Linked DNA regions of Homo sapiens: regions 1 and 2 are each linked to region 3. Evidence: chromatin loops called from intact Hi-C (ENCODE). Cell type or tissue: Caco-2. All regions are shown on one strand.

Region 1 (8,000 bases), 250 kb before region 3:
CAGATCATCAGCATCTGGAGCTTGCTCAAATTTGAATTCCGCTGGGTGCGGTGGTTACGCCTGTAACCCCAGCACTTTAGGAGGCTGAGGCAGAGAGATCACTTAAGCTCAGGAGTTTGAGACCAGCCTGGCTAACATGGGGAAAACCCTGTCTCTACTAAAAATACAAAAATTTGCCAGGCATGGTGGCGCACTTCTGTAATCCCAACTACTTGGGAAGCTGAGGCATGAGAATCGCTTGAACCCGGAAGGTGGAGGTTGCAGTGAGCCGAGATCATACCACTGCACTCCAGCCTGGGCGACAGAGCAAAAAAAAAAGGCCTGGCACGGTGGCTCACGCCTGTAGTCCCAGCACTATGGGAGGCTGAAGGATCACTTGAGGTCAGGAGCTCAAATAAAATAAAATAAATTTGAATTCCATCAAATACCCACAGGTTACTGGTTCCAAGTCCATAGCTACCAAAAATATGGCCCTCTCTGACATCGCTATTCCACAGTATCATTCCCAAAGGGAAAAACAGACTAAACCTGCCAAGCCACAGAAAGAAGAAATGATGATAAACCTGAAATTGTCACTTACTATGGCACAAGTCCAAGTAGATCAGGACAATCACCCAAACCTACCCTCCCTCCCCCTCTCTCTTTCTGCACACAATTCCCATCTCAGAAGGTAGCCAGGGGTGTACAACATTTTTCACTCCTAAAAAGCCTGGTTCAAATGTCAACAGTCACGGATGAACTGGGTTTTATAGCTTGAGCTATTCCACAAACACCCTGCAGGCTGGAAGGAGGAGTCTCCCAGGTGACAAATTCCACTGCCCAAAAAAGGGAGAAAGAAGCACCAGGACACAGAAGATGACACTCAAGCGTTCTTCCATTTGTGAACTTTGGGAAAGATGTTCATTGTGCCATCCCCCAACCGCCAGGAACCGCAGGCTCACTGATACTTGCAAATTGGTCCAGAACTTTAGGAGCCCCATTCTTCCTAAAATGGGTTAAAAAAAAAATTGGGATTCCTCCCAATGTTGGTACAAGAGTTAAATGTTTAAAAAAAAAAAAAAATTCTGGGAAGCACTCTGGCCATAGTTACCATGAGCCTTATGCTCATTTAAAGCCGGGCATGGTGGCACACGCCTGTAGTCCTGACTACTCAGGAGGCTGAGGTGGGAGGATGGCTCATACCCACGAGTTCAGGGCTGCAGTGAGCCATGATTGCACCTATCAAGAGCCGCTGCACTACTCCAGCCTGGGCAACATAGCAAGACCCCATCTCTAAAAATAAAATACTCATTCAATTTGACCCACAAGATATACTGACTGCCTACTTGGGGCTTCACAACAGCCCCACTGTGGGGGTTCCATGGCACAGATCTGGAGGCACAGCAAGCATAAGTAACTGCCCAAGTGTGGAGCTGGATCCCGGGAGTAAGTCACACACTATACTGTGTCACACAAGCCTCCTCCCTAGGGGCCTGGGGCTGTCTTGTTAGCACTAATATCACAGTGTTAGTCTACTCAAAAGTATCTCTTGAATTCATAAACCCAATCACGCCACTTCTAGAATTATAAGGTGTAAGGATGTTCATTGCAAAATACTTATAAATATCATTGCTAAAAATTAGGAATAACCTAAGTTCCTACAGTATGAGAAGTTCCAATTATGAGAATAGTTAGGATATTAGGGTATATGCATAGGTAGCAATTCTTAAAGAATGCTTTCAATAATATTCAAGATGATTAGAAAACAGAAATGATAAAATAGTAAGTGAAAAAAGGAGGATACAAACTATATCAATAGGAAAATTCACGTTTTAAAAAGTAAATTAAAAGATATTGAAAGGTGGCCGGGCGCTGTGGCTCACACCTAAAATCCCAGCACTCTGGGAGATGGAGCCGGGAAGATCGTGCCACTGCACTCCAACCTGAGTGACAGAGCAAAACAAAAACAAACAAACAACACCTCAACAACAAAAAGAAAAACAGACAAAGTGAAAATGGATAAAGGATATGGATAGACATTTTTCCAAAGAAGATAAACAAATGGCCAATAAGCATACGAAAAGACGCTCAACATCAGGGGCCATCCGGAAAATACAAATCAAAACCACAATGAGATACCGCTCCACACTGACTAGAACGTCCAGAATCCAAACAACTGACAGTAACAAGGATTGACCGAGATGTGGAGAAACGGAAACTGTCATACGTTGCTGGTAGATACGTAAAATAGCGCAGCCACTTTTGGAAAACAGACAGACAGCTCCTCAAAAGGTTAACTATAGAGTCACCATATGACATTGCCAACCCACTCCTAGGTATATACCCAAGAGAAACAGAAATCTACACCCACTCAAATACTTGTACACAATTGTCCATAGCAGCATTATCTATATAGACAAAAAAAAAAATCCAAATGTGCATTAATTGATGAATGGATAAATAAAATGTAATATATCCATAAACAGATTATTATTCAGTGATAAAAAGGAATGAAGCATTGATGAGTGAATATGCATGGATGAATCTTGAAAACATCACACTAAGTAAAACAGGCCAATCACAAAAGGCCACCTATTGTATGGTTCCAGATGTTTGGAGTGTCTGTCATAGGCAAATCTATAGAGGTAGAAAGTAGATTAGTGGGTGCTTTAGGGCTGGAGGAATGAGGAAGACAAGGGAGTACAGCAGGAAAGTGGGTATAGAATTTCCTTTGGGGTGATAAAAATATCCTAATTTGATTGTGATGATGGTTGCAAAAAAAAAAAAAAATCCCAAAATATACTAACTATATTAAGAAGCCATACTCACCAACGCAGTGACTCACGCCTGTAATCCCAACACTGTGGGAGGCCAAGGCCAGTGGATCACCTGAGGTCAGGAGTTCAAGACCAGCTTGGCCAACATGGTGAAACCCCATCTCTACTAAAAATACAAAAAATTAGCCGGGCATGGTGGTGGGTGCCTGTAATCCCAGCTATTCAGGAGGCTGAGGCAGGAGAATCGCTCGAACCCCAGAGTGGGTGGTTGTAGTGAGCCGAGATCACGCCACTGCACTCCAGCCTGGGCAAAAGAGTGAGACTGTATCTCGGGGAAAAAAATAAAATAAAAAAGTCATACTTTAAATAGGTAGACTGTATGGAATGTGGAGTTTATCTTAATTAAGATCTTAATTATTTACATCTTTTTTAAAGTATGTGGTTTAAATGGGACCTTGTGCCCTGTTATGCTGGCCTTTTGAGTTACAAAACAAAATCTCTAACTTTCCTAATTCAGACTATACCTCAAGTCCAAGGCTATTCTTTTTAGAGGAAAGGCGTTTCTTTCTTGTATTTGAAAATGTGTTTCCCAGCAGCCCTGCATCATCCTGGCTCCTGTCTGCCCTGACACATTGCTTCCTTAGAAAACGCCTAATTCCAGCACAGAGAAAACAAGCAGGGCCTCCCCATGCCTTGCTGCACCTGCCCAGGTTTACCTCATCGGGGCTGGATGCCTGGTATACGCGGCAGGAGTCTTCGTACTGCTTCTCGGCCTCAGCCTGATCAGTCACACCGTTGGACTCATACACGGGAGTCACGTTGTGGCAGAGCGCGATGGCCTTCACGGCTTCGTGCACGCGGCTGCTCATGGTCCGCCGGACCTTAGTGGTGAGCGTTGGGCCCTTCTGAGCCGGTGGGTCCTGGGATTGCTACAGGAAGGAGAAATGAACAAGGAAGATGACCAGAGGCAGGAATGATTTGGAGAGTGGAAGAACAGCCGTGCAGCTATTGTTTCTTTTTTCTACTGTTCCAACACACAGAACCCTTAGATATATCTACAATGATGCTGCAAATAAATGACATGCAATTTTCAGGGTTTGTCATTTATGCTCGGCAAAAAAAAAAGAAAAAGAGACAGAGGAAAAAAAATACAATTTAATGAACGAGAACGATTCTACCTGCAGATTGAGTGAATCTATCCTCCCTGGGGTGGTGTCGGGGGCTTTTGACAGAATGAGGACCCCACTGCACTGAAAGGGATCCCGGTAGTTCAGAGCAGGGCTTCCCCACTTGGGTACTCCTATGTTGGGGGACATTATATAGGGTGTTCAGCAGCATCCCTGTCCTCCAGCCACCAGATGCGCTGGACGCCAGCAGCACTCCCCTAGTTGTGACAAGATATGTCACCAAATGTCCAATAGAGGCCAAAATCACCCTCGGCTTAGAACCACTGTTTAAGCTCACAATCTTCTTGGTTTACAACAGAAGGCAACAACCTCATCTGGTACCGTATGCAAGTAACAACCATCAGCAACAAGCAATCCAGGGCAGTCCAGCAAGGCGTCAGGAACAGCCAGAGGAAACCTTGGCCGGATGGGACTCACTGCAAAACGGCACCTGGCTCCCCACTGAAGCTAGACTTTCGGGTGTAATGGTAACTGTGCTCAAGTTTTGCCTTGCAGGCTGACTTTAGACCCCAGCTCTTGCCTGAGAGGCAGCTCCATGGCATACAACTGGCCTTCTCCATCCCTTCCTTTCCAACTGGCAACACAGCTCAGCCCCTGAAAGGCCAGGAATGGGTTAAGTCTTGGAAAAATGGTTTTGAGCAACATGGTAAAAAGAGCACTGAAGGGTAACCAAAGCTAAGCCTTATTCTTGGATGGGTGGCAAGCAGCTAGGACACCTGCAGCAAGTGGTGTCTGTCCTCTGAGGCTGTTTCCTGTCAACGAGAGGAGTGGCCGGGCACGGTGGCTCACGCCTGTAATACCAGCACTTTGGGAGGCCAAGGCGGGTGGATCACTTGAGGTCAGGAGTTCAAGACCAGCCTGCCGAACATGGTAAAACCCTGTCTCTACAAAAATACAAAAATTAGCTGGGTGTGGTGGCACTGTAATCCCAGCTACTCGGGAGGCTGAGGCAGGAGAGGAGTGAACTAGAGGTGGTTTTCAATCCATGCTCCACACTGAGCCCCAGGAATCCTGAGAAACCCGCTCAGCACCACCAACTGCAGCAGGATGGGAGATGCAGCCTGCAGCTCCGTTCCTCTGTCACACATCGGGTGCCACCTATGCTTCCTTTTTTTTTTTTTTTTTTTTGAGACATGAGTCTCACTCTGTCACCCAGGCTGGAGTGCAGTGGCATGATCTCAGCTCACTGCAATCTCCGCCTCCTGGGTTCAAGTGATTCTCCTGCCTCAGCCTCCCGAGTAGCTGGCATTACAGGCGCCCGCCACCAAGCCCTGCTAATTCTTGTATTTTTAGTAGAGATGGGGTTTCACCATGTTGGCCAGGCTGGTCTCGAACTCCTGACCTCAAGCGATCCGCCTGCCTCGGCCTCCCAAAGTGCCGGGATTACAGGTGTGAGCCACCGTGCCCGACCCCCACCTAGGCTTCCTTTGAAGAAAGGGTTCTACTGCTTTAGAATATAATGAAAATTAAGACCACTGGCGGGGGGGGGGGGGGGAAGGCTCATTGTTGAACACAAGCCAAATGCCCTCGCATCTGATCAACACCTGCCTGCATCTCCAGCTGTCCCTCATGCCATCTTCCTCCCGTTCCCTCTGCTCCAGCCATGCTGGCCTTTCTGTTCTTTGGGCACTGCCAAGCTTCTTCCTGCCTGAGGGCCTCTGCACTTGCTGTGCCCTCTGCCTGGAACCCCATCCCCCAGCTCACTGCAGGGCTGGCTTGCTCAGTCTCATCATTCAGGCCTCAATTCAACTTTACCTCCTCAAAGAGGCTCTTCCTGGGCCCCCCAGTTCATGGCACTCCACTTGCCTTCCCGTTGCAAGTCACATTTTGGCAACACCCTGTGTGTTACTCTCTTCATTGTCTAAATTGGCCTATTTACCTGACGGTTCCCTCTCATTAGACCATAGAAACAGAAGGCTCACCTGAGTGAGTTACTCATCACTGTATTCCTAGTATCCAGGGCAGTGTCTGGTATGTAACAGATATTTGCTGAACAATTAAATTAATAACTTAATAGTCCCAAGGTGGTGGTAGGGAGTCCTCAATTGACATGCATTTTTTTTCATTTTCAAGAAGTAACAACTATGAAATCGACATCAGTTTCAGATTTTAAATCACAGATTTAGACAAGGGGTCACCTACAACAGTCTTACTGAATCCACAGCCAACTGAATTGTGGAGGCTAGAAATGTGTATGGAGTTACCAGATTCTACATTCTATTAAAAACATATTTATCCAACAGGAGAGAAGTGATCTGATCCTTTAAAATGAGTCGCACTTTACACCCATGACACCCGATTGCCCAAAATAGAGAACAGATGGGTTACAAGAAACAAGAAAATGACTTTCACTTAATTTTTTAATACTATTTTTAGTATTAGCATTAGACTCCTCAGGTAATTAGACAATTACTAAATTATTCTGGTCACTGCGGGGACACAGCGCTCTGCCTTCCTGCTCTGTTAACCTCTGGTGTCAGGAGCACACGAGTTTCACTTCCAGGCCAAAGGGCACTGCATGGTAACAATAATTAGAGTAATGAATCAGAACTCCGGTTTAAATGAATCATTATTTGCCGAGTGCTTTTAATTATAAAGAATTTAACTCTAAAATTATAAAGAAAAGATTTACAGAAAGGTTCTCTATTGGAGAGACTAAATCGAGAACCCTTTTTTTAAAAAATTCTATAATTTAGGTTCTAGCCACGAACACGTGTCTTCATTTCTGTCCGCATTCCTCAGCACCTGGACCAAATCGTTATTTAACATTAGGCGCAATAACAAGACCTTTGACAAAGTAATTACTGTGGTTGGCAAGTTTCAGTATCCACGGATTTAAATGAAAAGCTGTACTGAGGGCATCCTTCATGAACTTCTGGATTTTGTAAAGCAATCTGCTTTCATATCTACAAAAGTCAAATGCTTCCACTAATATTTCAAACATGGGATAACACAGAGCCATGGGATTTTGTATTCCAGGTGAAACAATTCCCAAGCAAGGCAAAAAGAGAACCACAGACGGTCAGATGTTGACAAAGGCCTCACTCAGGAGACCATCTGACAACGAATGAATTAGAAGACTACTATGATAGCCTGACCAACATCACAGGCCACAGGTTCAATGCCTCCACCCACATATCTTTCTCTCTTAAATTAATACTTTCCCACCTTTCCTACTAAAATGTTCCAGGAAGGAGAGGAAATACTCATTGGTGCTGAAACTGCTTCTTTTAATTGTTAAATAAAGTCTCATTTGCACACCAAATGGTCATGCGCATACATCCTTAAGGCACTGAAACTGACCAGGGGCTGTGTTTGGATGATGCCTGTCTTAGGCCTGGCCTTCAAACATCCTCACATTCCCCATATGGAAGAGTTTCACATTGTACAGTGTTTATCTCTAACCTCCTCCCCATAGGCCCTTTAACCTACACACATTTCTTCTTACTTAAAAAATACCAGGGGAAAACAAAAACAGATGTGGCATCCACAGAGGCAGGTTATGACTCTTTTTGCCCTGGGGAAAAACCACTGGTCCCCTTATGGAGGGAGGGAGGGCAGAACAGCTCCACACGAGGTCAGAAGTGACTTCAGAACCAAGCACAGGTCACTATTGGGAGAGGAATTAAGATCTCCAAATACAAAGGGCCCTGACTTGGGCCCCTGGGCGGGTGTCTCGAATCCTATAAAGCCCCTGAGTCATTTATAGCATCCCAGCCAATAAATGAGACACCAAGGCAGGGAAAATAGGCTTCCCTTTCCCATTAGTAATCCACAGCTAGGGCCATTTCCTGACAAGAACTCCAGCCTGTTATTACAGAAAAGATTAATACAAAAATTAAACGTTGAGTCACCAGGAATGCCAGTTTTCTTTCCAAATGCAGTTAAAACTTCACCACATATGGGCATTCATACTATTAATGGATATTAGGAATGGGTTGCAATTGACTGAAATACACTTTTTTTTTTTTTTGAGACAGGGTCTCACTCTGTTGCCCAGGCTGGAGTGAAGAGGCATGATCACAGCTCACTGCAGCCTCAACCTTCTGGGCTCAAG
Region 2 (8,000 bases), 120 kb after region 3:
GGAGGCCGAGGCTGGCAAATACCTGAGGTCAGGAGTTTAAGACCAGCCTGGCCAACATGGTGAAATCCTGCCTCTCTAAAAATACAAAAATTAGCCAGGCGTGCTGGTGGGTGCTTGTAATCCCAGCTACTCTGGAGGCTGAGGCAGAAGAATCGCTTGAACCCAAGAGGTGGATGTTGCAGTGAGCTGAGACTGCACCACTGCACTTCAACCTGGGCAACAGAGCAAGACTCTGCCTCAAAAAAAACACAAAAAACAAAATACAAAACAAAAAAAGATATGACGTGTTGACACATATGATTCTTTTCAATTGCAGTGATGATCCTTTTGGGAACAGATCACAGTCTATTACCCTTCCCCTGCCTGGTGGATATTTAGGCTGTTGGCAATATTTTGCCATTCCAGCCATGCCGTGAGCTTCCTTATGACCTTGGGACATTCCTGAGGGTGTGTTCCTAGGTTCTACGTCATGGACATGTTACTTTCCTCTTGATACGGTACTCTCCAAGCTATCACAGAGAAATTTATCCTGGTCTTGCATCCCTCTTACCAACTGGGGACTAACAAGTATGGTCAATCCGAGCTCTTCACCCAGCCTGTGGATCCAAGGAGATGCAAGGTGTTGGCAGCCCATCCCTGCCGCTCCTCCCTGTCTGGGTGCCCTGCAGCTCCTGGCCACCCTTTGCTCCTGGCATATGCCAAGCTCTTCCCAGCTTCCAGAGCTTGCTCTAGTTGTTCTTGGGCCTCTGATGTCCTTCCCCAGACTTCTGCTGTCCATCAGGTCGCCACATGGCCCAGGTGGTGACTCCACACTTGAGATGTGACTGGTGCATGGGAGGAACTGGATTTTTATTTTTTATTTTTTTTTGAGGCAGAGTCTCGCTCTCTCCCCCAGAATGCAGTGGCACTATCTTGGCTCATTGCAACCTCCGCCTCCCGGGTTCAAGCGATTCTCCTGCCTCAGCCTCCTTGAGTAGCTGGGATTACCGGCACATGCCACCACGCTCGGCTAATTTTTGTATTTTTAGTAGAGATGGGGTTTCCCCATGTTGGCCAGGCTGGTCTTGAACTCCTGATCTCAGATAATCCACCTGCCTCGGCCTCCCAAAGTTCTGGGATTACAGGCCTGAACCACCTTGCCCTGCCAGAACTGGATTTTTCATTTTACTTAATCTGCATTAAAACTTCAAAACTGATAAATTCACTCAGTAGTTAGAAAACATCTAATAACTTCACTCAGTAATTAGAAAACATCTAACAACTTCACTCAGTTATTAGAAAACTTTTAAGTATCTTTAGTACAACTGGGATATAGGAATCTACCTTTGTGACTGTCAACTGTATGAAACCTGAATTCAGATCAAGTACTTCTAGTGAGAATTTACAGTCTAGATTGAGGTGTGTTGTTGGTGTAAAATACACACGATTGTGAAGACTTGGTATGAAAAGAAGAATGTAAAATATTTCATTTACTTTTTTTTTTTTTTGAGACGGAGTCTCGCTCTTTCACCCAGGCTGGAGTGCAGTGGCGGGATCTCGGCTCACTGCAAGCTCCGCCTCTCGGGTTCACGCCATTCTCCTGTCTCAGCCTCCCGAGTAGCTGGGACTACAGGCGCCCGCCACCGAACCCGGCTAATTTTTTGTATTTTTAGTAGAGATGGGGTTTCACCGTGTTAGCCAGGATGGTCTTGATCTCCTGACCTCGTGATCCGCCCACCTCGGCCTCCCAAAGTGCTGGGATTACAGGCTTGAGCCACCGCGCCTGGCCTTTCATCTACTTTTTAAAAAACATTTTTGAAAATCATTTTGAAATGACAATATTTTGGAAAAAAATAGATTAAATAAAAATAAAAGATATTATTAAAATTATTTTACTTGGTTTTTTCCTTTTTATTTATTTATTTAGAGACAGGGTCTCACTGCATTTCATAGGCTGGCCTCAAACTCCTGGGCTCAACTTGTGTTCTCACATCAATGTCCCGAGTAGCTGGGACTATAGGTGTGTGCCACCATGCCTGGCTTGTTGTACCTGTTTTTTCTGTGTTCTTTTTAAAAATCTTTTAAAACTGGCTATGAGAAAATTTAACACTACATATGAGTTGAATATAATAAAATGTATTATTAAATAAACAAATAAGCAAAATTAAAAATTTAAAATAAATAAAAATGATGACAATGCAAATAAATATATTATTAAAATCAAACAAAATGTATTAAAATTGGCCAGGCACGGTGGCTTATGCCTGTAATCCCAGCACTTTGGGAGGCTGAGGCAGGTGGATCACCTGATGTCAGGAGTTTGAGACCATCCTGGCCAACATGGTGAAACCCTATCTACTGAAAATACAAAAATTAGCTGGGCATGGTGGTGCATGCCTGTAATCCCAGCTACGTGGGAGGCTGAGGCAGGAGAATCGCTTGAACCTGGGAGGCAGAGGTTGCAGTGAGCCGAGACCATGCCATTGCATGCCAGCCTGGGTGACAAGACTGAAACTCTGTCTCAAAAAAAAGAAGAAAAAATAAAAAATAAAAATAAAAATAAAATATATTAAAATTGTTTCTACCCATTTCTTCTTTCTTCCTCCTCCGTCTCCCCCTCCTCCCCCTCCTCCTCCTTTTCCTCCTCCTCCTTCTTCTTTTCTTCTTCATATTATTATAAGACTGGGTCTCATTATGTTGCCCAGGGTAGATTCAAACTCCTAGGCTCAAGCCATCCTCCTACCTCATCCTCCTGAGAAACTCTGAGACTACAGGCTCACACCACTGCATACGGCTCACCCATTTCTTTTTACCCTTTTAAAATATAGCTACTAGAAAATATAATAGTACATATGGATCTAAATATAATAAAATAGGCCAGGCACAGTGGCTCATGCCTATAGTCCTAGCTACTCAGGAGGCTGAGGCAAGAGGACTGCTTGGGCCCAGGAGTTCGAGGTGGAAATGAGATATGAATGTGCCACTGCACTCCAGCCTGGGTGACAGAACAAGACACTGTCTCAGAAATATATATCTAGTATTATTAAATAAGTAACAAAATAAAAATATATATAATAAATTATAATAGAAATAAACTAAAAATATAAAATATATTAAATTATTTCCATACATTTCCTTTTACTTTTTAAAATCTGGCTACTAGAAAATTTTAGCATTACAGACATGGCTCACATTACTTCTTTTTTTTTTTTTTTTTTGAGACAGAGTCTCACTCTGCCACCCAGGCTGGTACAGTACATTTGGGGCAAGCGTAGCTCACTGCAACCTCTATCTCCTGGGCTCAGCCTCCTGAGTAGCTGGGACTACAGGTGTGCACCACCACACCTGGCTAATTTTTGTATTTTTTTGTAGAGACAGGGTCTCACTATGTTGCCCATGCTGGTCTCAAATCCCTGGATTCAAGCAATCCACCTGCCTCTGCCTCCCAAAATGTTGGGATTACAGGCATGAGCCACCGCGCCCGGCTGCACGTTACATGTCTAATGGGAGCGCTAGCCACATCTTCCTGAGTTGTTCTCCTTCTTCTCATTCAGATCTTTACTTTGTCATCACCTCCCCAGTGGGGTCTTTCCTAACCATGCAGAATCTATGCACTTAGCCCCTGTCCCACTGTCCTGTCCCATTGCTTATTACCACCTGCCATTTTGGGGTTCTTTGTTGTTCGTCTCTCCACTAGAACATAAGCACTTTCTCAATGAAGTGTCTGCTCTCTTGTTCACGCAGCCTGCTAAGTGTTAGAACAGTGTCAGCCTCCTGGTTTTCACTCATAAATATTCGTTGCATCAACTCATCCTGATCATTTCTTATGAAAATTTTCAAGAATTATACAAAACAAACTATAAGTGTACACATACAGCCAATTCAAGGTCTCAGGACTATTTAACTTGAAATTCAACATTGAGAGACAGCATCCTTTTCTACTTTGGATTCCACAGAATTTGATCTAATTATGTTTAATTTGCCACCCAGCCTCCCTGAAAAGTGGATGCACAGGATGGGATGGAAGAAAAGAAAGATACAGTTTGGATTTATGTAGGAAGCATGTTTGCCTGCAGCTTGATAAAAGATCATGGCCTGAACCAAAAAAAAAAAAAAAAAAAAAAATCAATCAATCATTCCTTTCTTGATGGCCATTTTAAATATTTAGCTGAAATTGTCCTCATCTGGGTGTCAGCTGTTTTCTCTGCAAACACCCATCACCCTTGTGGTCACACACAATGCTGGGATGGCGGGGGGAGCCCCAGCTGCAGGACACCTCTTGTGTTTTCAATTTAAAGCCTCTGGGTTGATAGTTCACATTAACATGGAAAGAAATATACAACTTACGAGTTGGGAAAGCAGTTTTTACTCATAAAACCCTTTGATAGTTTAGCCATCTGGTCAGAGTGAAGGCCCCCATAAAAGAGACCCAAATAAGGTTAAAGGGCACAGTCTCTGAGGGTCAAGGAAGCCTACCAGAGTTTGCTCTAGTGGACTCTGCTAAAAGGATGCCTGACAAATTATTGTGCATTCCATAGCTTTTTGCGTAAGTATTTGATTACAGTGGACAGGAATGTTGTTGATATTTTCAACCTTGAGTTGGGGAGGAGGGGAGGCCGGACCTCTGCTTTTCAGACGCTCATAGTCCCTGCCCGTGTGGGGAGACGTGCTCTAAGCATTTTATCAAATGGTGTTTGTTCTGCTCTGGGCTCTATCTGTTCATTCGAAGTCTCTTGGCTTTGGCAATGGTGTGAAGAGATAGTTTCCTCTGTCTTGCGGAGAAAAAAAAACACACAAAAAACCACGTTGCATTTCTCTGACTCGCCAGGAAAGCCCCTCTGCTGTTTTTCTTGCTGTTTAGCAATAAAATCGGAAAGGAGACCACAATACTTGGAGCTCTGTGCTATTTCCGGTGTGAATGTCAACAGAACTCAGCATATTTATGGCTTTATTTCTCAGAGGGGATCACAGACAGAAGGGAATCTGAAGTGACTAAGCGCCACGTTCTTTGGCGGCCTGGACAAAAGCAGAGGAAATCACTTGATTTTATGGAGTCTTTGATAACACAAGTACAGTAAGTAAATGGCAGGTCTTTGAGCAGCTCTAGTACACATCTTAGATTTCTACAAAGTTCCAAGAAGGCAGCTCTTTCACTTGAAATTCAGAAGAATGAAGACATGATCTGAACACACTTCTTGGCGTGGCTTCGGAAGATGTTGTTTGTTATGCCTTAAGGAGAGGGACTGTTTCATTCTGGTAAAAGACACCATACCTGTGAAGGCTTTGTAGCTCTTTTTGCATAAGACTTTGTTGTAGGCCAGGCATGGTGGCTCACACCTGTAATCCCAGCACTTTGGGACGCTGAGGCAGGCGGATCACTTGAGGTCAGGAGTTTGAGACCAGCCTGGCCAACATGGTGAAACCTTGTCTCTACTAAAAATACAAAAACAAGCCCGGTGTGGTGGTGCACGCCTGTAATTCCAGCTACTCGGGAGGTTGAGGCAGCAGAATTGCTTGAACCCGGGAGGTGGAGGTTGCAGTGAGCTGAGATTGTACCACTCCACTCCAGCCTGGGTGACAGAGAGAGACTCTGTCTCAAAAAAAAAAAAAGAGAGAGAGAGAATATGATATTGGTTGCAGTGGCAGCTGTCCTGGGACAATGAAGTAAGACATCAGTGAAGTGCTGAGGAAGGTCATGTGGAGGATAGGACGTGCCCCTGTCCTGGATGACACTGTTGAATCTTTTGGAGATGCAAGATTTTTGTTTTCTGAGACAATTAAACGTCTTTGTCCAAGCCATATTGTGTTACCTTTGTGCACAAATGCATCCTACATGACATATCACATTACAGAAAATATCAGAGGCTAGTAGGTTTTAGAAGTTATAGGATTGGGAAAGTAGTTTTTTACTTTTACCAAATTAAACAAATTAATGCTTGAGAAAATGCTTTGCAAAATGCAAACCTATAGAATCTATGCATACACTATCCATTCCATCAGTCAACAAAAAGTTATTGAGCCCCAAATCAGTTAGGATTAGGTCTGGCTAGGAAAGATAGAAAACTTAAAGTAACAGTGGTTTAAACACAGAGAGAAGTTTATTTTTCTTGCATATCTATAGGCAGTACAGAGCCAATATGGTGATTTCATGATTATCAGGAACTGGGGCTCGTTCTATCTGTTCTACTATTCTCAACTTGTAGTTTTCACTGTGGTTCAATATGGAAGCATGAGCTCCGGAGAGCACGTCAACATTTACCTAGCAGTAAAGAGGAGGGGCAGCAGATAGACCCCACTCCTTCCCTAAGGCTGTTATTGGGAAGTCGCCTGTGACACATGCATTTACATCTCATTTTTCAGAACAGTCACATGACCATACCTAGTTGTAAGGGAAGCTGGGAAATGTAGTCTTTATTCTGGACAGCAAAGAATCCTGTTAACAGTAAGGGTTTCTGTTTATAGGGAAGAAAAGAATGGCTAACTAAGGTAAAGGGCAGCCTCTCCCATAGGTTCCCACCATGTGCCATTTATGAAACACTGACGGCAGAGCATATTAATACGTCAGCTTTGCTATGGTTTGGCTGTGTCCCCACCCAAATTTCATCTTGAATTCCCACGCGTTGTGGGAGGGACCCGGTGGGAGGTACTTGAATCATGGGGGCAGGTCTTTCCCATGCTGTTCTTGTGACAGTGAGTCTCATGAGACCTGATGGTATAATGAGGGGAGTTTTCCTGACCAATCTCTTTGCCTGCCACCATCCACGTAAGATATGACTTGCTCCTGCTTGCCGTCTGCCATGATTGTGAGGCCTCCCCAGCCATGTGGAAGTCTAAGTCATTAAACCTCTTTCTTTAGTAAATTGCCCAGTCTCGGGTATGTCTTTATTAGCAGCGTGAAAACGGACTAACACAAGCTTATACTAGGAAAATAAAGTATGCTTCTCATTATTTATATATTTATTCATTCAACAACTATTGCTTGAGGGCTGTTCGTACGATCTATGAGATATGAGACATTTGGTGATAGAAAAACAAAGCAGAAGAAATCATTATATAATAAGAGAAACAGCTTGATTGGGGAGAGAAGCTTATGACCAATCATCACGAATATTTTTCCCTAAGAGAATAATTGAGGATATGCAGAAAGTTTTTTTTTTTTTTTTTTGAGACAGAGTCTTGCTCTGTTGCCCGGGCTGGAGTGCAGTGGCACAATCTCTGCTCACTGCAACCTCCACCTCCTGGGTTCAAGCAATTCTCTGCCTCAGCCTCCCGAGTAGCTGAGATTACAGGCATCCGCCACCAAGCCTGGCTAATTTTTTTTTGTATTTTTAGTAGAGATAGGGTTTCACCATCTTGGCTGGGCTGGTCTTGAACTCCTGACCTCATGATCCACCCGCCTCAGCCTCCAAAAGTGCTGGAATTACAGGTGTTAGCCACCGGGCCCGGCCACAAAATTTTACCTATATAAGCTCACTGCACTTTTATGTAAACCAGCGAAAAATAGAAAGCAACTGAAATAGCCGGCTATTTTAACGATTAATTGTTGCACATAATTAAAAAACAATCTGGCAAAATCATAGCTAAAGCTAACATATGCCAGACCATGCATCAGCTGTTTACATGTGTTAGCTTATGTGATCCTTATGACAGTCCTACAAGATCATGATTATTTCCCTTTTTCTTCTGAGATAGAGTCTCGCTCTGTTGTCCGGGCTGAGTGCAGTGGCACGATCTTGGCTCACTGCAACCTCTGCCTCCCAGATTCAAGCAATTCTCCTGCCTTAGCCTCCCGAGTATCTGAGATTACAGGCACCCGCCACCACACCCAGCTAATTTTTTGTATTTTTTAGTGGAGATGGGGTTTTGCCATGTTGGCCAGGCTGGTCTTGAACTCCTGACCTCAATAACACCAAGATCTTAACAGTCAGTGGTTATCTCTGGGTGGTGGGGTAGTGGTTAATTTTTTTCTTTCCTTATATATGTATTTTATAAGTTTTTTGCAATGTTCACGTACTCCTTTT
Region 3 (8,000 bases):
TCTGTCTTCAGTTGTGCTCAGTAACAAGAATCATGACTTCCTTATAAATGCATAAAATCTCAGGGAGACAGAGAATTATGTCTGTGTGAGGATTTACAGTAGTGCTTAAAAATCCCAGATTGATTACAAGCTATCCCAGATGGCTTCAAACACAACAATACTGAAAGGAAGCAAGTTTATCATCAAAGAGAAAACTAGGAAGCAACTGTGGGAAATCACAGTTTGTCTAGATAAGAGAAGTCTACAAAGAGGCAGCAGGAGGCATTTGAACTGTTTTGTATTCTTATTGTAGTGGTGGTTACACAACTCTGAAAGTATGTTAAAACTCATAGAACGTACATACATATATAAAGTCAATAATTTAAAAATCTAAAATCTATTTAGCCATGAAATATGATGCTATAGAACTTGGTTTGCTGCTGGGCATAGTGGCTCATGCCTATAATCCCGGCACTTTGGGAGGCCGAGGTGAGTGGATCATGAGGTCAGGAGTTCAAGACCAGCCTGGCCAACATAGTGAAACCCTGTCTCTACTAAAAATACAAAAATTAGCCAGGTGTGGTGGCGCATGCCTGTAGTTCCAGCTACTCGAGAGGCTGAGGCAGGAGAATCTCTTGAACCTGGGAGGCGGAGGTTGTGGTGAGCCGAGATCATGCCACTGTACTCCAGCCTGGGCAACAGAGCCAAAAAAAAAAAAAAAAACATTAAAAAGTTGGTTTGCCAAAATGTGGTACACACAGAGCTGGTTGTACACAAGATGATATAAGACGAAACGTAGATGAACATTTGAATTGTGTAGTTATGTATTTGCATTAATTCATATTAGAAGAATGTCTAGTTTATCAAGCCTATAACTTCAAAAAGACAATTATATAAGGTTAGGCTAAGTAGAAATTTGAGTTGCTTTAAAGGAAAATATAAAGTAAATAATTATACAGGTTTTATGCATGTAGACAAGATTTTTGATCGGGGTATGGGAATAAAGTTATTTGTCTGAAAATCCTACCTTGACTGAGTGTGGTGGCTCATGCTTGTAATCCCAGAATTTGTGGGGGGCGGCCAAGACAGGAGGATTGCTTGACCCCAGGAATTTGAGGCCAGCCCTGGCAACACAGTGAGACCCTGTCTCTACAAAAAAAATAGAAAAATTATCCAGGCGTGGTGGCGTGTGCCTGTGGTCCCTGATACTCCAGAGGTTGTGGTAGGAGGATGGCTTCAACCCAGGAATTTGAGGCTGCAGTGAGCTACAACTGTGCTACTGCACTCCAGCTTGGGTGACAGAGTGAGACCCAATCTCAAAAAAAAAAAAAAAAAAAAAAAAAAGTCCTACTGTTATAGAGTTTATAATCTAGCAAGTGCAGAAAAACAGGGATATTAAAAGATTATGAAATAATTTTAAAAATCAGTTACCAACGCATAACACTGTGAATGTATTTAATGCCAGTAAACTGTACACTTTAAAATGGTTGAAATGCTAAAATTTATGTTATATATATTTTAATATGATAAAAACCCAATTTCCAAACATATATTAAAAATGATGCCATGCCCGGGTACAGTGGCTTACACCTGTAATCCCAGCACTTTGGGAGGCTGAGGCAGGTGGATCGCCTGAGGTCAGGAGTTCGAGACCAGCCTGATCAACATGGAGAAATTTTGTCTCTACTAAAAATACAAAAATTAGCTGGGTGTGGTGGTGCATGTCTGTAATCCCAGCTACACAGGAGGCTGAGGCAGGAGAATTGCTTGAACCCGGGAGGCGGAGGTTGCAGCCGTTGTACTTCAGATTGGGAAATCGTGCCATTGCACTCCAGACTGGGCAACAAGAGTGAAACTCAGACTCAAAAAAAAAAAAAAGATGCCATTTTTGTAAAAGACATGCACATGTCTTTCTTATGCATAGGAAATTGGAAGGATGGATAGCTACTTTTATACATAGGAAATTGGATAGAAAGATAATACTGGTGGCTGGGCGCAGTGGCTCATGCCTGTAATCCCAGCACTTTGGGAGGCCAAGGCAGGCAGATCATGAGGTCAGGAGATCCAGACCATCCTGGCTAACATGGTGAAACCCTGTCTCTACTAAAAAAATACAAAAAAATTAGCCAGGCGTGGTGGCGGGCGCCTGTGGTCCCAGCTACTCGGGAGGCTGAGGCAGCAGAATGCATGAACCCGGGAGGTGGAGCTTGCAGTGAGCCGAGATCGCGCCACTGCACTCCAGCCTGGGCGACAGAGCGAGACTCCGTCTCAAAAAAAAAAAAAGAAAAAGAAAAAAGAAAAGAAAGATAATACTTGTCATTTTTGGATAAGATTCTGACTGATTTTTTTTTTTTTTTTTTTTTTGAGACAGAATTTTGTTCTTGTTGCCCAGGCTCCAGTGCAATGGCGCAGTCTGGGCTCACTACAATCTCTGCCTCCCGGGTTCAAGTGATTCTCCTGCCTCAGCCTCCCAAGTAGCTGGGATTACAGGAATGTGCCACCATGCCCAGCTAATTTTTTGTATTTTTAGTAGTCATGGGGTTTCACTATGTTGGCCAGGCTGGTCTCGAACTCCTGACCTCGGGCCATCCACCCGACTCAGCATCCCAAAGTGCTGGGATTACAGGCGTGAGCCATCATTGAGTGATTTTTATTGTTTACTTACCTTGTCCAACATCTTATAGAATACATACGTATTAATTTACAATAAGGTTTTATTTAAGAGACTTTTTTTTTTTTTTGGAGACAGAGTTTCACTCTGTTGCCCAGGTTGGAGTGCAGTAGTGCAATTCTCGGCTCACTGCAACCTCTGCCTCCCAGGTTCAAGTGATTCTTGTGCCTCAACCTCCCGAGTAGCTGGGATTACAGGCATGCACCACCACACCCAGTTAATTTTTGTATTTTTAGTAGAGACGGGGTTTTGCCATGTTGGCCAGGCTTGTCTCGAACTCCTGGCCTCAAGCAATCCACCTGCCTTGGCTTCCCAAAGTGCTGGGATTACAGGCATGAGCCACTGTGCCCGGCCGACGTTTCTGTGATTTTTTATTGAATGGCCAAAAAAAGGAGGGAAGGAGGGAGGGGTATCCTGGGGAGGTCAACGGAAATAAAACCAAAATAAGATTTGAAAAAAGGAAACCACTAAAAATGCAATGTGGCATCTTAGATCCTAGAACAGGAACAAGACATTAGTGGAAAAATCAGTAAAATCCAAATAAAGTCTAGAGGTCAGTTAACGGTATTTTACTAATGTTCATTTCTCAGTTACCGTGGTATGTAAGATGTCAAAATCTGGGGAAATTGAGTAGAGAGTATGTGTGAACTCTTAATACAATGTCTTTGTAACTTTTTGGTGAAATTAAAATTACTCCAAAACAAGAAATGTATTTTAAAAATTTAAGTTTAGAGGTTGGAATCATCTTTTTCCTCTTCAGTTTATATTACTGTCATTAACAATAGCCACCAATGACTAATGGCTAACTTTGGAATTTCCACAAATAGCAGGAGAAAACCATTTGGGGTAGGCAACTATTGAAAAGTTACATTTAGATAGTCCCAAAACAAAAGAGAGAGATTTGCAAATTCAGAGGTGATTTTCTGTTTTCTTTTTTTTCTTAGCGTTCTATAAAAGTTCAGTGACGACTTTTAGAAATTCTCCTTTGGATATCCTTAGCTTCCAGGGCCGGAACCAGCACCCTCTAGCCTTCTATGACTCAATCCATGCATATAGATTAGGGGCCAGATACTCTACTTGCATTTCCAGAAATATGAGGGGGGAGTACTTCCCAAGGAGAGGATGTAGTCTCTTTGAAATTTGACCCTTTAAAAGTTGGGCTGCTGGACATTAATAAGGAAGAATTGAAAGTGCAGATCAATAAGACTTGCTGAAAATAAAACACACATTAGCATAGAGTGTTCTCCCTATAACCAAGATTAATGCCTTTTTAAACCAAACCAGAGCACAAAGGTATATCTTTGAGGCTAATTGCCGCTAGCAGATTGCAGAGAGAAAGAAAGACAGGCTTGGGGGCAGGGGCTGGTGGACAAAACCCAATTGCAGAACTCCTAAGAGCAGGAGTGAAATGAAATAACCCCTTGAGTTATGCAGAGAATTTAACCAGCGCTGGGCTCGGTTTTATTGGGCATGCATTTGAAATTTAAATACGTTCTGGGGACAATGCCTTTTTACAGCATAGCCAGGAGCTTGCCAAATAGGAGCACAGCAAGTTTATTAACAAGAGGACATGATCAAACATAAAATAGCAGGCTAAGGACTCCTTTTCTTGTACAGCCACGCTGAAAAGACTTCTGTGGAATTCCAATCCTGCTCTCGACACACCCCTTGTCTAGGACTGTATTTACTCAAACAGCCACCCTCATTTCCTTTTAAAATTTATTTGTCATTAGCCATTACTCACTGCAAAGCTACTTTTTGAGATTTTAATATCCCTTTTAATAAGGCACTATTCTTTGAAAACTACAATACCAACATTTTTGTTGGTACAGTGTTTTTTGGTATTTGAAAAACTATGAAATCAGAAGAACTTATGGCTTGAGATAGTCCCAGATGCATAAATACCCTAAATCAAATGGGCACTTGTTTAGAATGCTTTCTAAGGATGTTCCTCACCCATCTAAAACCCTTCCAACATATCGCATCATGGTTAAGCAGGTAGAATCTAGAATATGATTGTCTGGGTCTAAACCCAGGCCTCCTCCACCTTGGCCTTGGGCAAGTTCCTTAACATTTCTGTACCTGATGTCCTCATTTCTAAAATGGGGCTAATAATAGTCCCCACCTCATAGGGTTGTTTTAAGGGTATACATGTGTGTATACATACGCGTGTACACATGTTGCATATGTATATATTGCACATGTAATTGTGTGTGTGTGTTTATATATAGATATGTGTGTGTGTGTATTTATATATAGATGTGTGGGTGTGTGTATATTGTACTTCCAGGAGAATTCTCAATAAATGGGAGCTGTGGTTGTTTTAGCTTTTTATTGTATTATGGCTGTGAGGCAGAGCTTGTGTTCCTGTGTTTTTTCCCCAGGGGTGGTTTGGCCATGGAAATGAACGGGGTGGCAGGTGATGCTGGGGAGACCAAGGAAAGCAGGAAGAGTGAGGTTGGGAGCAAGAGAAAAGAAGGACGGGAGGTCCAGTCTCAGCTCCTTGCCCTTCTCCTGCCATCTCACTAGCCTCTTACCCCAGGCTTAGTCTCTCAGCTCTTCCCTTCGTTTTCTCCTGAGTTGATCCATTTTCTTAAAGTCTGACTGTCTTTCCTAACAATGTATTAGAAAATAAATAATAAGGCCAGGTGCAGTGTCTCATGCCTATAATCCCAGCGCTTGGGAGGCCGAGGCGGGCGGATCACATGCAGTCAGGAGTTCAAGACCAGCCTGACTAACATGGTGAAACCCCGTCTCTACTAAGAATACACAAATTAGCCGGGCATAGTGGCAGGCACCTGTAATCCCAGCTACTCAGGAGGCTGAGGCAGCAGAATCGCTTGAACCCCGGAGGCAGAGGTTGCAGTGAACTGAGATCGTGCCATTGAACTCCAGCCTGGGCGACAGAGCAAAACTCTGTCTAAATAAATAAATAAATAAACAAATAAATAAATAAGCAAGCTGGCTGTGGTGGCGCGTGCCTGGAGTCCCAGCTACTCAGCAGCTGAGGCAGAAGAATTGCTTGAACCCAGGAGGCGGAGGTGGCAGTGAGCTGAGATTGCACCACTGCACTCCAGTCTGGGTGACAGAAGAGACTCCATTTCAAAACAAACAAACAAAAAACCCCCACCAAACTCCTGGTCAACCTCAAATCTGCATTCTTACAGGATTCACCTGCTTGGCTCCTGGCAACTCTATCCCACCACTGGCAAAACAACGGACAAACAAATAAACAAAAAAACAGGAGATTTCTTTGACTTTTCGATTTCTCTGCTTTCCCATCCAACCCAGCCATCCATCTTCATCGTTAAAACGGATTCGGAATCAGACCCTTCTCTCCATCCCCACTGCTCCCATCGTGGTCCAAATCGGGACGTGGTGCTAACTCCCCAGCTGCCTCCTGCCCCATGCCCTGTTCTTCACACAGCAGGCTGAGTGATGCCACGGAAGTGCAGGCTGGACTACATAGCTCACGTGCAGTCTCAGCTGACGCCCGAATCCCCACAATCTCTGCCTCCCTTGACTCCTGACCACAGCTACCCTACTTTCTCCCCCCTGGCTGGCTCCTCCAGCCACACCAGCCTCCTTACTGCTCCACGAGTCCCCCAGGAGGCTCTGCCTTTGGACCTTGGCACTGGCTGTGCCCTCGGTCTGGGGCAATTCCCCCATATTCCATGCCCCTCTCCTCCCTTGCTCTGTCCTTCCTTCAAATCACCTTCATTGGGGTGAGGTGGCTCATGCCTGTAATCTCAGCACTTTGGGAGGCCAAGGTGGGCAGATCACTTGAGGTCAGGAGTTCAAGACCAGCCTGGACAACATGGTGAAACCCTGTCTCTACTAACAATACAAAAAATAACTGGGCGTGGTGGCACGCACCTGTAATCCCAGCTATTCGGGAGGCTGAGGTGGGAGAATCGCTTGAACACAGGAGGCAGAGATTGCAGTGAGCCGAGATCACGCCATTGCACTCCAGCCTGGGCGATAGAGTGAGACTCAAGTCTAAAAAAAAAAAAAAAAAAAATCACCTTCTCTGTGACCTTCACTGACCTCCGGATATAAAATGACAATCCTTACCCATCAGCACTGGTTCCTCTCTCTACTTTTTTTTAAATCCATAGCATTTACCACTATCTAACACATTATACATTTTACTTAGATAATTTTGTTGATTATCTCCTTTCCCTTACCACCCCCCAGCCCCCACCCCATGTGAGCACCATGAGATTAGGGGCTTTCTTCATTCATTGCTCTATCTCCTGTCTGGAATAATGTCTAGCACATGGCAGAGCTCAAGCATTATTTGCTGAATGATTTAATATCTGTCTACTTGACTACTACCATCTATTCGAATACTCAAAGTCAGGGGCTGTACATGTTTGTGCTTACTCCAATGGCTGGTGCATGGCAGTCGTCCAGTACATTTTGTTGGGTGACTATACATGGGCTTTGTAGGGCATCTGCTTCCTTCTCTGCAATAGGAGAAATGGGGAGTGCTGATTAGAAAGTCTGCCGGGCGCGGTGGCTCACGCCTGTAATCCCAACACTTTGGGAGGCTGAGACAGGTGGATCACCTGAGGTCAGAAGTTCAAGACCAGCCTGACTAACATGGTGAAACCCTGTTTCTACTAAAAATGCATAATTAGCCAGGCGTGGTGGCACATGCCTGTAATCCCAGCTACTCGGGAGGCTGAGGCAGGAGAATCGCTTGAATCTGGAGGTGGAGGTTGCGGTGAGAGAGATCACGCCATTGCACTCCAGCCTGGGCAACGAGAGCGAAACTCCGTCTCAAAAAAAAAAAAAATTAAATTAAAAAAAAAATAGTAAGCCCAATCCTGCCTATGGGGGCAGCTTTCCCTTGGCCCCAGTATGGCGGCTTTTGCCTATAATCTTAGCACATTGGGAGGACAAGGCAAGAGGACAGATGAGGCCAGGAGTTTGAGACCAGTCTCAGCAACATAGTGAGACTCTGTCTCTGCAAAAAAATAAAAAAATAAAAATTAGCCAGGTATGGTGGTGTGCACCTATAGTTCCAGCTACTTGGGAGGCTGAGGTGGGAGGATCGCTTGAGTCCAAGTGTTCGAGGCTGTAGTGAGCTGTGATGGCATCTTTGTACTCCACCCTGGGTGACAGAGTGAGACCCTGTCTCAAAAAAAAGAAAAAAAGAAAAAAAAAAAAGAAAGAGAGAAAGAGCTTTGTTTCCTGCATAACAAACCACCTCAACACTTAATGGCTTAATACAACCACCTATGTATCTCATAATTGTGCAGGCTGGTGAGGCAGGTCTTCCGGTGTGGGGCGGCTCAGCTGATCTCTTCAAATCAAATAATCCTCCCAGTCAACACAGATTAAA

The links. Peaks named below come from ENCODE experiments on the same cell type or tissue, not always from the same donor. Only the 100,000 strongest peaks of a DNase experiment are listed, where the experiment ranks them.
Region 1: it touches region 3 in a loop (11-fold over the local background); 2 of 110 quality-filtered maps call a loop at or near these places.
Region 2: it touches region 3 in a loop (3-fold over the local background); 2 of 110 quality-filtered maps call a loop at or near these places.

The regions. Positions count from the first base shown.
Region 1 is chr20:51,653,466-51,661,465 of GRCh38, forward strand. ATP9A (ATPase phospholipid transporting 9A (putative)) reads right to left here. Exons shown (of 28, transcript NM_006045.3): 14 at 3,473-3,685. Among named protein-coding and RNA genes, the nearest start is that of ATP9A, 110 kb to the right of the region's middle. In Caco-2, no CTCF peak of the experiment used is centred here; no DNase peak of the experiment used is centred here.
Region 2 is chr20:52,027,189-52,035,188 of GRCh38, forward strand. No RefSeq gene overlaps it. Among named protein-coding and RNA genes, the nearest start is that of ZFP64, 160 kb to the right of the region's middle. In Caco-2, no CTCF peak of the experiment used is centred here; DNase peaks (open chromatin) are centred at 4,223, 4,603, 4,983, 6,283 and 1 weaker place; H3K4me3 peaks cover 487 bases.
Region 3 is chr20:51,906,696-51,914,695 of GRCh38, forward strand. No RefSeq gene overlaps it. Among named protein-coding and RNA genes, the nearest start is that of LINC01429, 48 kb to the left of the region's middle. RefSeq lists a silencer at 597-773. In Caco-2, no CTCF peak of the experiment used is centred here; a DNase peak (open chromatin) is centred at 4,106; H3K4me3 peaks cover 240 bases.